Regions from separate parts of the Homo sapiens genome. Here region 2 is linked to region 1. A link is an interaction called in ENCODE POLR2A ChIA-PET data of the cell type or tissue named here. Cell type or tissue: A673. All regions are shown on one strand. Links, peaks and the distances in the headings refer to the core of each region. The heading gives the core; the rest is flanking DNA.

Region 1 (2,909 bases), core at 113-2,612:
CAGCACTTTGGGAGGTCAAGGTGGGCAGATTGCTTGAGGCCAGGAGTTTCTGAGACCAGCCTGGCCAACACGGCAAAACCCCATCTCTACTAAAATTACAAAAATTAGCCGGGCATGGTGGTGCATGCCTGTAATTCCAGCTACTTGGGAGGCTGAGGAATGAGAGTTGCTTGCACCCGGGAGGCAGAGGTTGCAATGAGCTGATCGCACCACTCCACTCCAGCCTGGGCGACAGAGTGAGGCTCTGTCTCAAAAAAAAAAAAAAAAAACAGGCCCCACCTTTGTGTAGGTCTCCTGGATGCCCTTCCCTCTTTCTTTTAAGCTGGGGAATCCCCAATAAGCCTGAAACAAAACCTAAAAGATGCCCCCTTGGAGCCACCCCTGGCTGATGACAGGGCAGGGAAGTCCAGAGCTAATGTGGACCTGCTGATTGTCCTGCTAGTTCTTCTCCAAATGCACTGTGCCCTAGTCACCTGTAGGCTGCCCCTCCTGGCTGTGAACACCTCTGTAGGGAATGAAGCTTCTTGTTCTTGGGGTTAAGATGATACCCCAAAATGAAAACCTCAGTAGCAGCCTCAGAAGCAAATTTTCTGACCTTCTCCTGCCTTCCTGTCTCTGGCCTCTCATTTTCCCGAGGCCAACAATAGAAACTAGAATTCTTCTCCAAAGTGAAACCAGAACCCCCTTTTCCCTAAAGCCAGCCATTATACCTAAAAATATTAATCTAACTTCCCCCAACCTTCTGTATAAAAACTGACCATAAATAAATAATCTGACCTACCTTTTTTGATGGTAGGTCATAAGAACCCCCCCCACCATTCCGTAGAGGGGCTGCCCCATAGCCAGAAGACATGCTGCACAGGAAAGCCAGGAAGAATCTAAGCAGATGCCCTGCTGGCTTTCCCCACTCAGCCTGTTAGCCTTAGATCATGCCCTTTTCCCCAATCATTTCTCTGCGTTGCTATCTACACTTTGTTGAACCTCAGCATAAAAATAGACAGTTTTCCGCTGGGTGCGGTGGCTCTCGCCTGTAATCCCAGCACTTTGGGAGGCTGAGGTGGGCCGATCACCAGGTCAGGAGTTCAAGACCAGTCTGACCAACATGGTGAGACCCCCATCTCTACTAAAAATACAAAAATTAGCTGGGTGTGGTGGCATGTGCCTGTAGTCCCAGCTACTCAGGAGGCTGAGGCAGGAGAATCGCTTGAACCCAGGAGGTAGAGGTTGCAGTGAGCTGAGATTGTGCCATTGCAATCCAGCCTGGGTGACAGAGCGAGACTCCATCTCAAAAAAAAAAAAAAAAAAATAGACAGTTTTCCCTGTGTCTCTGGGCCTTCATTCTGAAGGCCTCTGAGTCATTTAGAACTATGAGTCATTAGAACTACGATCGAACAAATCTGTATGCCTTTTCTCCTATTCATCTGAATTTTGTCAGTTGATTTTTCAGCAGATCTTCAGAGGGCAATTCCCTCGGCTGCTACGCTGTCTTGTTGGTGGGAGGGGGGACTCACCAGGGAGGCATTTTGCTCCTCTCCCCGGGAGGTGCCGCCCGCCTCGTTGCATTACTGTCAGTCTCACTTATTTCATCTTCCGATTGCACCCGTGGGGTTTCCAGGTCATCCAGAATAAGCCCCACTTGCTCACGCTTGAGTGAGGCTGCTGTCTGATTTGATACCCAGTAAATGCCAAGTTGAATTAACTCAGAGGGAAAGAAAGAAAGGCACTGAGATCTGTTGGCAATTATCTCGATATTCCATGAGACAACTCAACAAAAGGCAACCAGAATTCAAAAGAGCTGATGGATCGGAGTTGGAGGACATTGTCAATTTTAACCAGTGAGGTGTGGGAACTAAAAGGCAGGGGAAAAGCAGGTCATGGGGTGTGTGCCTGTAATCCCAGCTACTTGGGAAAATCACGTGGGCCTAGGAGTTCAAGATTGCCTGGGCAATGTGGCAAGACCTCGTTTCAAAAAAAGGAAAAAGTGGGCCAGGCACGGTGGCTCACGCCTGTAATCCCAGCACTTTGGGAGGCTGAGGTGGACGGATCACAAGGTCAGGAGTTTGAGACCAGCCTGGCCAGCATGGTGAAACCCCGTCTCTACTAAAAATACAAAAAATTAGCCGGGCGTGGTGGCAGGCACCTGTAGTCCCAGCTACTTGGGAGGCTGAGGCAGGAGAATGGTGTGAACCCGGGAGGTGGAGGTTGCAGTGAGCCTAGATCGCACCACTGCATTCCAACCTGGGCGACAGAGCTAGACTCCATCTCAAAAAAAAAAAAGTGTTGGTGGGTAAAGCTGAAGGTGACAAGCTTCAAGTCTCAGTGCAGGGTTTCAGCTTTACAAGACATTTAATGTGAACAGTCTGGTAACAATCATTATAAAACAAGCAGAAAAGTAGGATGGCAGCAAGTTTCCTAAGACTGTCAGTCAAGTCAGTGGGTGTCAGAGGAAACAAGCCTCTGTTGTGTTTCCCAGGGCTGCTGTCATGATTGCCATAAACTGAGTGGCCTGAAACAACAGAGTCAGAAATCAAGGCATCTGCAGGGCCATGCTGTCTCCGAAGGCTCGGAATATGGACCCCTCCTTGCCTCCTCCTAGACTCTGGTGAGTGACAGCCAATCCGTGGTGTTCCTGACCTGGTACACATCCCTCCAGTCTCCGTCTCTATCATCTCACATGGCCTTATAGGGACACCTGTCATTGGATGTTGGGCCTACTCTAACTCATGATGACCTTTATCCAGTATCATCTTAACTTGATTACATCTGCAAATATTCTATTTCCAAATTAAGTTCACATTTTCAGGAACCAAAAGTTAGGACATAAACCATGTTAGGGGACACAATTTTACCCATTACAAGACCCTCCCTGCCACCCCCATTTGCACATGCAGTGAACTGGGCCTGAAGGA
Region 2 (2,909 bases), core at 126-2,625, 210 kb after region 1:
GGCCTTTTGGGTTTTCAGCATTTTTTCATTGATTCTTTCTCATCTTTGTGAGTTTGTCTAGCTTCAGTTTTGAGGCTGCTGGCTCTTGGATGGGGTTTTTCTGAGGGCCTTTTTTGTTGTTGTTGTTGACACTGTTGTCAGTTTCTGCTTGCTTGTTTTTCTTTAAGTAGTCAGGTCCCTCTTCTGTAGGGCTGCCTCAGTTTGCTGGGGGTTCACTTCAGGCGTATTCATCTGATTCACTCCCATGCCTGGAGATGCCACTCAAGGAGGCTAGAGAAGAGCAAAGATGGGTGCCTGCTCCTCCTTCTGGGACTTCTTACCTCAAGGGACACCAACCGGATGCCAGTAGCATCACTCCTGAATAGGGTGTCTGACAACCCCTGTTGGAGGGTCTCACCCAGTTGGGTGGCACAGGGAAAAGGACCCGTTTAATGAAAGACTTTGTCCCTTGGTGGAGAGGGTGTGCTTCACTGGGGGGAAACCCACTCACCTAGGCTGCCAAGATTCCTCAGAACTACCAGGAGGAGAGGCTAAGTCTGCTGGTCAGCAGAGACTGCGGCCACCCCTCCCCCTAGGGGCTCAGGCCTAGGGAGATCCAAATTCTGTCCCTGAGCATCTGGCTGGAGTTATTGGAGACCCTCCAGGGAAGCCCCACCCAATGAAGAAGGGATTAGGCCTGAAGAGGCACTCTGGCTGCAAACTGCCACAGCCGGTGTATTGGGCTGTAGGGACAGGTCTTGGGACCTAGCTGTACAGCCTCCCTGGCTAAAGCAGGGGAAAAGTGCAGCCTGGAGCTATAGAAATGGGTGCCAACCTCCTCCCGTCCAGGGAGCTTAGCACGTTAGGCAGTTGGAGTCCCAGTACTGGCTGCTGCCCCTCCCCAAGGAACTCAAATGGCTTAGACAGCAGGCAGCCACGGCCAGTGCTGGTTGCCCCTCCCCCTGGGAGTTGGGTAGGCTTAAGTAGATTCCAGCTGAAAGGCTGTAAGAATCTGGGCGTTCCAGGGTTGGGACGGCAGGCCTCGGTGGCGTGGGTTTGCGAGTGGGATCTTCCAATCCGTGGGTTGCACAGCTCCATGGAAATAGCAGTTTCCCCAGCTGGGTAGCGCACTCACTCACTGCCTCCCTGGGCTGGAGGAGGAGGCTCCCCTTCCCCGCCTGGCTCTCAGGTGGGCCGCAGCACCACACTGTTCTTCCTTCTCTCCATGGGTCACACCATCCTTCTAGTCAATTTTGATGAGAGAACCTGGTTGCTGGTGAAGGATTCACATGCTTATTATGAGTTTTTTAGTTTGTTTGTTTTGTTTTGATTGTCGCCCAGGTTGGGGTGCAATGGCATAATCTCAGCTCACTGCAATCTCCACCTCCTGGGTTCAAGCGATTCTCCTGCCTCAGCCTCCCGAGTAGCTGGGATTACAGGCATACGCCACCACGCCCAGCTAATTTTTCGTATCTTTAGTAGAGATAGGTTTCACCATGTTGGTCAGGCTGGTCTTGAACTCCTGACCTCATGATCTGCCCACCTCGGCCTCCCAAAGTGCTGGGATTACAGGCGTGAGCCACCGCGCTTGGCCCCCACTTTGTTTCAAATGAAAAAATACTCAGTGTTTGAAGAGTCCAGCAAAATCACTCAAACTCTGCTTTTATGTATGTTGGAGGGAATAAAATTGCAAGGCACTTACATTTCATACCTCAACAGGGAAAGCAGAAGTATTCCTTTCATACAATAAACAAGTCATGTAATTATTTACATGATAACATATTATTTCATAAAGAAATTATTTCGATGTTAACACATCTAAAAATGCCAAGTCCCCACCCACAGATTTGCCATTAAACTTGGACATCCAGGTAACAGGAAACAGAGTCATCCACTGTCACAGAATCTCCGCTCGGCACAAAGGTGGAACTGATGCTTTAGTGAGCTTCTGTTAGTGAGTATACTTTCTTGTGAAAACGTATTTTTCTGCAGCCATAATGGAAGACAGTGTCCCTATTTTTCCCTGGTAGCATTCCCAAAGCTAAGCCCTGGAATTCGGGTTGAAACCACCCCCAGAAAAGAACAAACCTGTGAAACTTACTACACTCCCTCTGGGCAAGAAAAAAGCCATTTAAGAATTTTTAACAAATGAAATATATGACTAGATATCTAATATTTTTCTGATATACACCTCTTTCTTGGCCTTTTGAAAATATTATCTCTCAAGCTGTACTGATAAAATGTATTTTTCAATCAGCGAAAAACTGAAGTTAAAATAAGTGAACAAGTATTTTCAAGGTGACAAACGAGTAGCAGTACTGACGAGCACGGACATGGCTGACTCAAGGGTCAAGTCAGACCATCCCATCTCCTGAATCCTCCCACCCCATCCTGCTCGGGGAAGTACTCAATGTCCACCCTCCCTCTCATCTCCTGAATCCTCCCACCCCATCCTGCTGGGGGAAGTACTCAATGTCCACCCTCCCTCTCATCTCCTGAATCCTCCCACCCCATCCTGCTCGGGGAAGTACTCAATGTCCACCCTCCCTCTCATCTCCTGAATCCTCCCACCCCATCCTGCTGGGGGAAGTACTCAATGTCCACCCTCCCTCTCATCTCCTGAATCCTCCCACCCCATCCTGCTCGGGGAAGTACTCAATGTCCACCCTCCCTCTCATCTCCTGAATCCTCCCACCCCATCCTGCTGGGGGAAGTACTCAATGTCCACCCTCCCTCTCATCTCCTGAATCCTCCCACCCCATCCTGCTCGGGGAAGTACTCAATGTCCACCCTCCCTCTCATCTCCTGAATCCTCCCACCCCATCCTGCTCGGGGAAGTACTCAATGTCCACCCTCCCTCTCATCTCCTGAATCCTCCCACCCCATCCTGCTGGGGGAAGTACTCAATGCCCACCCTCCCTCTCATCTCC

The links. Peaks named below come from ENCODE experiments on the same cell type or tissue, not always from the same donor. Only the 100,000 strongest peaks of a DNase experiment are listed, where the experiment ranks them.
Region 2: POLR2A ChIA-PET joins it to region 1 with 11 read pairs; 3 of 35 experiments call an interaction of 5 or more read pairs at or near these places.

What each region holds. Positions count from the first base shown.
Region 1 is chr1:247,341,567-247,344,475 of GRCh38, reverse strand. The region is part of intron 1 of ZNF496-DT (ZNF496 divergent transcript); the gene reads right to left. Among named protein-coding and RNA genes, the nearest start is that of ZNF496-DT, 11 kb to the right of the region's middle. In A673, for the core only: no CTCF peak of the experiment used is centred there; a DNase peak (open chromatin) is centred at 1,545; H3K4me3 peaks cover 386 bases; H3K27ac peaks cover 782 bases.
Region 2 is chr1:247,129,460-247,132,368 of GRCh38, reverse strand. It overlaps a transcript of ZNF124 not described here. Among named protein-coding and RNA genes, the nearest start is that of LINC02897, 18 kb to the right of the region's middle. In A673, for the core only: no CTCF peak of the experiment used is centred there; no DNase peak of the experiment used is centred there.